2 separate regions of the Homo sapiens genome follow, and region 1 is linked to region 2. A link is a loop called in an ENCODE intact Hi-C map of the cell type or tissue named here. Cell type or tissue: heart right ventricle. All regions are shown on one strand. Each heading gives the region's core, and the rest is flanking DNA. Links, peaks and the distances in the headings are about the cores only.

Region 1 (5,372 bases), core at 114-5,113, 120 kb before region 2:
TGCACTGCTAATGTGGAAAAGGCCTGGAGCATTTGAGCCTCTACCCACTCAATAAGAACTCTTTGAAAACCTTATTTGCCTTTTTTTCAGCCAGGAGAATTTGTGACTCATAAATAAGATGTAGATATTATTAGCTTTGACTTACAGATGAGTAAATGGGGGTGAAGTAAGGGAAGGAAGCTGTTTGTGTTCACATGGTACGCATATGTCACCTCTGACAGTTCCATCCCTGCTCATTTGCTTCTGCCGTATTCTCTGTTCTGAGGTCTCCTTTGTGAAACTCTTTCTCCAAGCCCTTAATGGGCAATTAGTGTTATGTTCTGTACTTGCCTGAATCGCAGCCCTGGTTTTCTCCCAGATAGTCGCTGTGCTCAAGGTTCTTGCTTGTTTTACTTTCTTCCATACAACTAATAACTGGATTCAGTTTATTTCACATGGCCCAGAGGTAATTTAGACTGGTGGTTATTCACCTTTCTTGTGTCATGGCTCCCTTTCAGCACCTGATAAAGGCTGTGGATCCTCTCCATTGTAAAATATGCATCACCAGGGACAAGACAAGACAGCCTCTCTTTGTCCCTCTACTCATCAGTCCAGGTAACACCACAGGATTTCAAAGGGAATAAAAATGTGGAAGTGTCCAATGTCATTATCGGCAGATGACATAACTACATGGATAATCCAAAAGAGCCTGGAGATTAACCCCTGGAGCTAATAAGGGAGTTGATCAGCAACAGCCACCTGCATGGCAGCACATCTGAGAAGACGAAAGAAACCATTCTTCATTCTTGCATAAAAGCTGTTAGATACGTTGAAATAGGTCTTTTAAAAAGGTGAGACTTTTATAGAGAAACATAAAATATTTAGAAGAAGGACTGAGAAAAGAAAGTTTAGGCTGGGCATGGTGGCTCATCCCAGCACTTTGGGAGGCTGAGGCAGGCGGATCACCTGAGGTCAGGAGTTCGAGACCAGCCAGACCAACATGGAGAAACCCTGTCTCTACTAAAAATACAAAAATTAGCTGGGCTTGGTGACACATGCCGGTAATCCCAGCTACTTGGGAGGTTGAGGCAGGAAAATAGCTTGAACCTGGGAGGCGGAGGTTGCAGTGAACCGAGACCGCACCATTGCACTCCAGCCTGGGCGACAAGAGTGAAACTCCGTCTCAAAAAAAAAAAAAAAAAAAAAAATTTAAATAAATGGAGAGATGCGTTGTGTTCATGCATGGGAGGGCTGGCTCTCATAGTTGCCCCAATTTAATCTGCAAATTCAATGTAATCTAGTTTAAGCTGTGACAAGATTTAATGTGGAATATGAAATCACACAAATGAATTATAAAATTCATATGGAAGAGTAAGGTCCAGGAATACCTCAGACAACTCTGGGAAAGAAGAGGAGGAGGGGAGTTGTGGTAACGACAGTCCAGCAGTAGAGTCAACTCAAACCCAAGCATGTGTGGGAACTTGTATGTGTGAGCTGAAGAGTTACAAATAGATGGGGAAGGATGGGCTATTTACTAAATGGTGCTGGGAGAACAGGCTCTCCCCATGGAAAAACAATTAGATCCTCACATTACACAACAGTACATTCCAGATGGGATTAAAGACTGTATATAAAACTTTAGAAAGAGCTGCAGTGGAATACCTTTGTCACACCGGGAAAGGAGTCCCTACACAAGTTATGAAAATAAATTTCAAAATGAAGAGACTGATACATTAAGATAAAAATTCTATGTAAACAAAGGCATCCTAACAGAGTTAAAAAGCAAGAATAGACCAGGAAAGTATTTACAATATATAACAAATACATTAGTACACAGATTATTTTGAAAACTATAAATCACTAAGAAAAAAAGATACACGCCAGGTAGAAAAATGGGGAAGTTTATGAATGGAGAAGTCAATGAAGAGAAATCCAAATGACCAGTAAACATAAGAAATGATGCCCAGCTTCACTCAAGTTCGCTGGGGGTTATTGGAGCACTGCAATTTAGGCAACGATGAGATACCATTTCACACCTATTGGATTTCCCGACACGGAAGAGTGTTAGCATCACGTGCTGGCAAGGATATAGAGCAATGGGAACTTTCAGATGCTGCTGGTGGAGATTGGTATCGTTTGGAGAGCAATTTGGCGATACACGGTGAGGCTGGACTTGCTAGTCCACAGCCAGACATATCCTGGAAGAACTCTCCCACGTGTGCACAAAGAGACTTGTATAAGAATGTCCATGCAGGCGTTTTTTTAAATGAAGGAAAACCCACCTTCCCTGAAGTAGAATAGAGAACTAAATCAAAATAGTCACACCATGCAAGACTCTACAGTGGTTAGAAATGAATAAACCAGATCTATATCTACACAGATACATCTCTCAAATAGTGTTGAGAGAGAAAAAAGGCAAATTGTAGGTGTCCAATGTGATCATATTCATGTAAACGTTAAGAAACACACAAAGCAGGCCGGGCGTGGTGGCTCACGCCTGTAATCCCAGCACTTTGGGAGGCAGAGGCGGGTGGATCATCTGAGGTCAGGAGTTCGAGACCAGCCTGGCCAACATGGTGAAACCCTGTCTCTACTAAAAAAATATGAAAATTAGCTGGGCGTGGTGGTGCACGCCTGTAATGCCAGCTACTCAGGAGGCTGAGGCAGGAGAATGGCTTGAACCTGGGAGGTGGAGGTTGCAGTGAGCTGAGATGAACAGGACTGCACTCCAGTCTGGCCGACGAGTAGAGTGAAACTCTGTCTCAAAACAAAAACAAAAACAAGCAAAAACAAAGCACAAAGCAATACTGTATTAATTATGGATGCTTATAGATGTAGTAAAAGTATAAAAGTGTGGGCTGTAAGGATCTGCATCAAATTCTAGTTAGCAATGACCTCCAAGAAGGGAGGGAGGGGAGAGGAACTTCAAACTTTATCTGCAGTGTACTGCTTTACAACACACGCTTATGTGTGTGGGTGTGTGTATGTATAAACATACGTGGATTATATACAAAATTGTGCCTAGACATTTTGTACTTTTTTTCTTTGTATCAGGGTATATTACATGTGGTGATGTGTACAAGTGTGTATATATACACACGTATAATATATAAACACACGTATATTGACGCATATACCTATATACATAGACATATACACAGATACACATAAAACATTGAAGAGAGAAAAAAGAAAAGGGAGATGCACATGGTACACCTACCGCATGGTGCTTCTGGACCATCTGAAGCCCACCGCTGGAGGCAGGTGCCTGCAGGCCCATGTTAAGAAGTCCCTACTTTAGATGTCCAGACTGGGCCGATCCACTTGTCAAGGAAATGGTGACAGAGAAACAGAATGTCTGGCTGCAGGTCGCATGGGCGTTTGGACAGAGCTGGACACGGAGCCCAGGAACCCTTCCCTTCTCCCCTGCTTCTTTCTCCTTCCAGTCACCCTCGCTCTAACCTGTGTGCATTGTCACCTTTGACATTGTGACTCAGAAAAGACAAGTTGCTTGTGTGGAGAGGATGGCAGCAAGGTATTCTCCACATACCAAATCACAACAGCTCAGCGTCTGCTGCTCTTGGAAATGATGTTTATCTTAAGGGTGGTTCTTGGATGCCATGCTTTCCCTTGGGTTTTTGCTTTGCCTGGGGTATTGAGCTAATTTGTTGCTTCTGAGTCTGAACATAAAAAGGCAGGCTGGCTGCCAGGGCCCTAAAAGATCTAAGAGCCTTAAATGATCTTGAACTTGCCTTAAATAGTTTTACTTAAAATAGCTACTGAGCAGGACATACCTGGCCCAGAATTTCAGGTGAGCCTGCACGATTCATTTGTCAGCAGAGGAAAATTGTCATGCTGCAGACAACTTGTTCTTGCAATGAAAAACAAGCCGAAGCCTTAACCAGGTGTTAAAATGATGGGCCAGAACTTGTTCCAGCCACAGCGTCAGGGGTTTGGTAGGGACAAGGGGAGACCCGGAAGAGCAGTCACCTGTGACCTAGTTCTCTGGGATTGGTTTTCGGTCTAAGGCTGTCTTGGTTTTATGCTCTGAGCCAAGCTGGACTGGCTGTGCGCGGCTGGCCTGCGAGAGGTTCTGGGTGTGAACTGAGGGACAGAGGCAAGATGAGGGTTGTGAAGCTCATTGTCTTAACCCTCCTATCTGACGTCTTCACCCGGATGGTGATGCCTTTAAGTGGGCAGGAGTTTAATTGACCGGACTGCCCTCCTGAGTCATTGGAGCTGGTGCGGGGAGTGGTGATCAAAGCCGAGCCAGCTGCCATCTCTGGAGCCAGAAAAGCTCCAGAAGGCAGCATCCAGGGCAGACTCAGAATCAGGACTGAGCAGGTGCAGGGGCAGACTCAGAATCAGGAGCAGACTCAGAATCAGGACTGAGCAGGTGGCTCAGCTGACTGGACCATTAGAAAGGCTTGAGTTTCTCTGGGCGGAAACCAGGGAAGCAAATGAGAAACACGGAGCTGTCGATGGGCTGGGGGAGGCTGGGACACCGCCTGATACTCCTGCCGGCTTTGAGCTTTGGGTGGTGACAGGGACACTCAGGGCTGTCCAGACCCTGTTCTCCAGTGTCCGCCAACTGCATGCCGGCTGGGAACGTCCTGAGCTTTTTTGGATCTCTGAGCCTCTACACAGATTGTGGCATCTAGAAAGTAGTTCCTCTGATCTTCTGCAGCTCAGCCAGGCTGCCGACACCTCTCCTCCTCCTTTCACCCTGCCCTGGGAGGGCTTCCGGGTTGTACTTGCCCTGGGTGGCTGGCCTCCTCCTGGCTCCTGGGACTGGGTCTTGGCCTTGCCACCGACCAGAAGCCCTGGTCTTGCTCCCACCAGCTGATGTTTCTCCTGACTATTGCTCCGAAGGCCCTCACCAGCCCTGCAGGGAGGTGTCACCAGGCCTGGTTAATGGTGATGAGGCCTTAGACCCAGGTACCTTCTGACAAACCAGTGACTGACAGGCCAGGGCCGGACCCCACACCCTCTGACTCACCTTCTACTGCTGTCACCTCGTACCTGCTTCCCAGACAAAGGTAAATCATCAGACAGAAAAGCCTTTCGGCTTCTGCCAGAATGAACAGACAAGAGGCATAGCAACCTCCGGAGACCCCACCAGCCGCCGTTTCTCCCTCTGTCCACCGGGTGCGTGCACATGCGTGTGCGTGAACGCGCACAGACTCAAAGGGCTGCACACCAGCATGGCTCTGTCTCGGGGAATCTGTACTGGCTCCTGCTCATCAGCATTGGAACCACTCACACCTCTCTCTATTGGAGGGAAAAAGAAAAGCCCTCCAGTCCTTCTAGGAAGCCACTCAAACTACACATTTGAGTCACTCACATTTCAGTCACTCAAGCTGCACATTTATCAGCTGGACTAATCATCTTTT
Region 2 (5,372 bases), core at 259-5,258:
CTTTTAGTGTACCTGTCACCATGGAGGTCATACTAGGGCAACTGAGAAACGAGCTGGCCAAATGCCACCGAGGAGAAGCCGCCTTCTGGTCACCAAAGGGAGCCCATCCCTGGGGACATTCACCCAAGTCTGCCCAAGAACCCATCTTTTATTTTATTTTATTTTTGAGTTGGAGCCTTGCTCTGTCTCCCAGGCTGGAGTGCAGTGGTGCGACCTCGGCTCGCTGCAACCTCCACCTCCTGGGTTCAAGAGATTCTCCTGCCTCAGGCTCCCGAGTAGCTGGGATTACAGACACCCGCCACCATGCCCAGCTAATTTTTGTATTTTTAGTAGACAGGGTTTCACCGTATTGGCCAGGCTGGTCTCAAACTCCTGACCTTGTGATCTGCCCTCCCCCTCCCCCCACTTTGTATAAGACAAAATAATTGACTCAGCAGCAATGCAAGGCAGACAGGGCCATCGTCCAGAGGAATGGGGCCTGTGCTGTGCACCCCACAGCACTGCCCAGCAGCCTGGTCTCTCCACTGTAGGCAAGTTGGAGCGGTGGCAGCAGGCGGTGCCTCGGCCTCCCAAAGAGCTGGGATCAGAGGCGTGAGCCACAGTGCCCAGCCGAACCATCTTTCAAATCTCTGTAAGCAAATTCCAGAGGCATAAACGTCTTCAGGACAGGTGATAAAGTTCACAGTGGAGCATCCACGTGAGGCAGTCAGAGGCTGCTGCGGCTCCCCGGGGCCCGCAGGGCCCTGAGGCTGCAGTGGGGATAGAGTGGACGGGCGCTGGAGCTCCTGGCTGTGTGGGTGAGACTTCATGCTTCCGGTGCCAAGTGCTGAGCCCTCCCTTCTCCCCCAGGAGCATCCCCTTAGTGCAGGTGCTGCGGACTACGGCCCTGACCAGCGCCTGCGCGGAGCACTCGGACCAGCGGGTGGTCTACTTGGAGCACGTGGTGGTTCGCACCTCCATCTCACACCCACGCCGAGGAGACCTCCAGATCTACCTGGTTTCTCCCTCGGGAACCAAGTCTCAACTTCTGGCAAAGAGGTAAGGCGAGGCAGGCGTGGGGATGGGGTCTGGGCTCACTGAGATTGACCCTGCACAAGAGCTTCTGTCCAGTCTTGGGCCCACAGTGTCTCTGCAAGGCCCTCTGGCGTTGGGGACTCCCACTGGTTCTGCTGGCAGCTTCCTTTCTCTTGGAGACCCTTGCATGTAGGCCCCAAAAACCTTAAAAGTTGCTCCCTGAAACCTTGCCTTCCAAAAGGTCCTGGAAAACTTTCCTTTTCAGAGAGAAGTGACAAAAGAGTTGTTGTTTCGTTTTTTGTTGTTTAGCGGAGGGATTTGTGGAATTCTGGCTATGCCTTCTTTGCTTAGAAGTGCATTAAAGGTCATTTAATCCTATTCAGTTGGCTTTTGAATCGAGCATGTGTACCACAGGGAGCACTGTTTGTCCCCCCACCAGCTCTCCCACCCAGTCGTGGGCTGCCCTGCAGAACCTGCACCAGCAGGGGCCTGTCCCGGGAATACAGACAGGCTCGGGTGGTATGTGGGGAAGGTGCTCCCAGGCTGCTCTCTGCCAACTTCTCTTGCGCTCAGGGGCTGGGAATTCCAAAGCTTCGCACATGGTTTTTTGGGAGGCTATGGAGTCATTTCTTTAACAAACTTAGAAACAAGGGGAAATACATTGATGCAAATATATGACTTACAGGTAATTAGAATGAAGGTGTTTATGGGAACTTAAGAGGGGCCAGGGTATTCTGGTACCTTCTGTCTCTTTCTAGCTAAGAGGTAGAGAGAGTAAAGAAATTTCATGGACAAATCAGCATTTCCAGCTTCTCTCAAAAACCAGGACTGGCACTGTGCCCACATCATCTGCAGGAAGCCCCCCAGGACCAGGCCTGCTCTGTCTTCTGGGGTGTGGTCCCCTTGCCCACTCTGGGCCCACTTGACTCCTTTGGTGACCTGCCTGAGGCTGTGGCCCTTGTGTAGGCTATAGGGAGCTGCAGAGATTCAGAAACAGGGGCTAGCGAAGGCTCTCAGATGGAACCAGGCAGAAGTTGGGGGTTGCCCTTTGCTTAACCCTTCCCCTCCCCACCACTTTGTATGAGACAGGGTAATTGACTCAGCAGCAATGCAAGGTAGACAGGGCCATTGTCCAGAGGATTGGGGCCTGTGCTGTGCCCCCCACAGCACTGCCCAGCAGCCTGGTCTCTCTGCAGCAGGCAAGCTGGAGCGGTGGCAGCAGGTGGCGGGCCCGGCACCAGCTTTGTCCTCGGTGCACTGGAATCAACCCTGAGGCAGACCCTGGCACCAAGCTCAGCCCATCCCACATTCTCCTTTCATAGCACGAGTGTCACAGGGGCACCTCTCCCTCCTGCCGGGAGGCCCGGCCGTGCTGTGCCTCTGCCTGTGGGAGGTCTCACACGGGCACGAGCAGTTCGGTGTCAGCGGACGAGCTGCAGCTTTTGATGCTATGTTGCTCCCCGTGGTGTTTTTTATTTTATTTTTTTAACCTTAAAGATTTTAAAAGTCCTCATTTCTGGCATTTCTTGGAAAGTTGGAAGCTGTCTGACACCAGCCCCGTGTTCCTGCGTGCACTGGGCCGGAGCTGAGCAGGTGGGCGAGTGTGTGTCCATGTGCTCCATGTTTTCCGTGCTGGCAGCCCTGAGGCCAGCAACGGGCTCTCCGTTCACTCCAGCCGCACACCTAGTGGCACCCAGGTTTGTGACCCCTGACTCAGAGCCAGAGCTGGGTGCAGGCCCAGGTGATGGCCCAGGTTGACGGAGAGCCTGTGGTGAGGCTGAGAGGCTGGGGCAGCAGGTAGCAGGCAGGCGGGTGGCAGTGACCCTGGAGAGTTGGCCCACACCCTGCTCTTCCACTCCTGGCTGGGCTCCCAGGAGCCAGTCCCTTTGCCTCTCTTTATTCCTCATCTCTGAAAATGCCACTTCACTTATCTGTAAACATTAGGACTGTTATAAGACTTGAGTGTGATAATATATGTATCCCTGGCACAGGGGCCTGGTTGCCCTACGTGTCCTGCTTACGTCCGGCTACCTGACCCACAAGAACCTTCCGCTGCCCCAGCCTCCCCTCTCCCGCTCCCCTGGGGCCCTGTTTCCCTTCCCTGGAAACTTTCCTCCTCCTGCTGCTGCCCAGTGTTGTGCCCTTGGGATAATAGAGGGCAGGTCCTGCCAGGCCTATTGGGAGCCACCCCTTGGCTGGGTAGTGCTGTCCTTGCGCCATCAGGCATTTTAAAAACTACCCTAGCCCAGGAAGGGTGGCTCACACCTGTAGTCCCAGCACTTTGAGGGGCCAAGGTGGGTGGATCACCTGAGGTCAGGAGTTCGAGACCAACCTGGCCAACTCTTGTCTCTACTAAAAATACAAAAATTAGCTGGGCGTGGTGGCACGCACCTGTGATCCCAGCTACTTGGGAGGCTGAGGCAAGAGAATCACTTGAACCCAGGAGGCGGAGGTTGCAGTGAGCTGAGGTCACGCCTCTGCACTCCAGCCTGGGTGACAGAAAGAGAGTCTGTCTCAAAAACAAAAAACAAACAAACAAAAACTACCCTGAGGCTACTCCAGCTGTCATCTGAGTCTTGGGACTTTGGTTTTTTTCCAAGGCAGATTTTGTGATTGTATCAAGAATTTGTGTTTTAGGATCAATGACCTCCTATCCTACTGCACATCTTACTTAATTTAGCAGCTTTATCAGTTTGCCAGGTTCTTCACTAAGAAGCCATTGATGTGCCTCAGCACCTCAGCCCTTAAAAGACAGTTTGTCCTTGTTCTGTCCCCAGTGTGTTGGGTTCAGCTTGGCATCGAGTGTGAAAATCAGCCTTGACCTTTGCCATTTCTTAGAAGAAAGCACAGGATGCTTCCCCCTCACTCTTCTCCATTGCAAAGAATGTTCCCTAGATAAACATTTTCCTACATTGAGTGTTCAGAGAACCCCCAGATTGGAAATTGAATCTTACATCATTCAAAACTTATGTATTTCAATTTCTGATGAACAATAAAGATGCCTATGTTAAAAAAAATGTTTATTCCAAAATCGAGATAGAAAATTAGACTGTGAAGAAAGAATAAGAGGAAAAAACCTGGAATTGATTCCAGTACAGAAAGAGTCACTTCTGAGGATGGCACTGGGTGCAGGAAGAGATTGGATGTTGATTAGTTGCTTCCTGTTTCTGCCTGAACCAAGTGTGAGGCAGAAGGCCCAGGGGCTCAAGGGTACAGTTGGGAAAGACCTTCGAGTTGGGAAGGGTAAAGGGAGGCTCATCAGGACTTGCAAGGAGGGTACTGCTGGGGGTGGGGGAGCTGTCTCCTCCCCCCGCTCTCCACGGGCCCCTCCCATTCCCACTGAAAAGCAACCAACCCTGCCATTGTCATCTCCCTCAAATGCCCCTGTTGAGACTGGATCAGCCCTGCAGGTGAAGGGACAGAACTTTCCCCACAAGCTTGAGTAGCTGCTCCTCTTTCCTTATTTGTGTCTCCCAGAGAACAGTGCACACAGCTGGCTTGAAATCAAACATGGAAGTTTCATTCTTGCACAAACAAGCACTTTCAAAAGGCGTCCTTAGTGAGCACTCTCTGGGCTTCGGTGAAGGTACCCCAGGGGGACCCCCGCCCCTGTCTGCTTTCGTGCATCCGGGCACTGGAGTTATGGTCTCTGTAAGATTGTTGCTGGGTGGGAAGGAGCCAGCCACCTTCTGCAGGAAATTGTCGGGACTGGGGGCTTCTGTTGGTGAGAGCTTGTAAACATCTTTCACTGGGTTATATGAAACCTGCCTGCCTGCCTGCCTTCCTCTCAGAATGTTAAGGAGGTTCAAGGAGGTGATGGAGGAGAGAGTCTGTGTAAGAGCTTAAAGACGATCACATTTCACTGTGCCCTTTGCCCTCGGGTTGGCTGGGGCCAGACCCCCGCTACCCTGGGGGTACGGTCCAGCCAGGTCATACAGTCCCCCGAGAGCCCTGCTTGTGCCAGCCCCTCCGCCCAGCCACTCAGTACCAGCACCTTCATTTCTGACACCACACCTCCAATTGCAGGTTGCTGGATCTTTCCAATGAAGGGTTTACAAACTGGGAATTCATGACTGTCCACTGCTGGGGAGAAAAGGCTGAAGGGCAGTGGACCTTGGAAATCCAAGATCTGCCATCCCAGGTCCGCAACCCGGAGAAGCAAGGTCAGTGGCTCTTGGGAATCTCATGACAGCTTTTGTATCTCAAGCCTCTTTTTACCTCTGGGCCTTATTTAACTACGGAGTCTCTGATAATTCTTTGTTTTGTGTTTTAGAGGTAGAATTCCCATAACAGAAAATTCACCATTTTAATTATTTTTAAGTGGACAGTTCAGTGGCTTTTAGTACATCCACGATGTC

The links. Hi-C counts contacts between places; a loop is a spot of excess contacts. Peaks named below come from ENCODE experiments on the same cell type or tissue, not always from the same donor. Only the 100,000 strongest peaks of a DNase experiment are listed, where the experiment ranks them.
Region 1: a loop joins it to region 2, with 2.7 times the contacts of the local background. A loop is called at or near these places in 9 of 110 quality-filtered maps.

The regions. Positions count from the first base shown.
Region 1 is chr15:101,481,773-101,487,144 of GRCh38, reverse strand. The region is part of intron 1 of PCSK6 (proprotein convertase subtilisin/kexin type 6); the gene reads left to right. It overlaps LOC124903566, which reads left to right. Exons shown (of 2, transcript XM_047433427.1): 1 at 1-5,372. Among named protein-coding and RNA genes, the nearest start is that of PCSK6, 5.2 kb to the left of the region's middle. In heart right ventricle, for the core only: no CTCF peak of the experiment used is centred there; no DNase peak of the experiment used is centred there; H3K27ac peaks cover 2,225 bases.
Region 2 is chr15:101,366,001-101,371,372 of GRCh38, reverse strand. It overlaps PCSK6 (proprotein convertase subtilisin/kexin type 6), which reads left to right. Exons shown (of 22, transcript NM_002570.5): 12 at 850-1,038; 13 at 5,041-5,177. Among named protein-coding and RNA genes, the nearest start is that of PCSK6-AS1, 34 kb to the right of the region's middle. RefSeq lists enhancers at 110-609, 610-1,111. In heart right ventricle, for the core only: no CTCF peak of the experiment used is centred there; DNase peaks (open chromatin) are centred at 2,304 and 3,134; H3K4me3 peaks cover 592 bases; H3K27ac peaks cover 2,076 bases.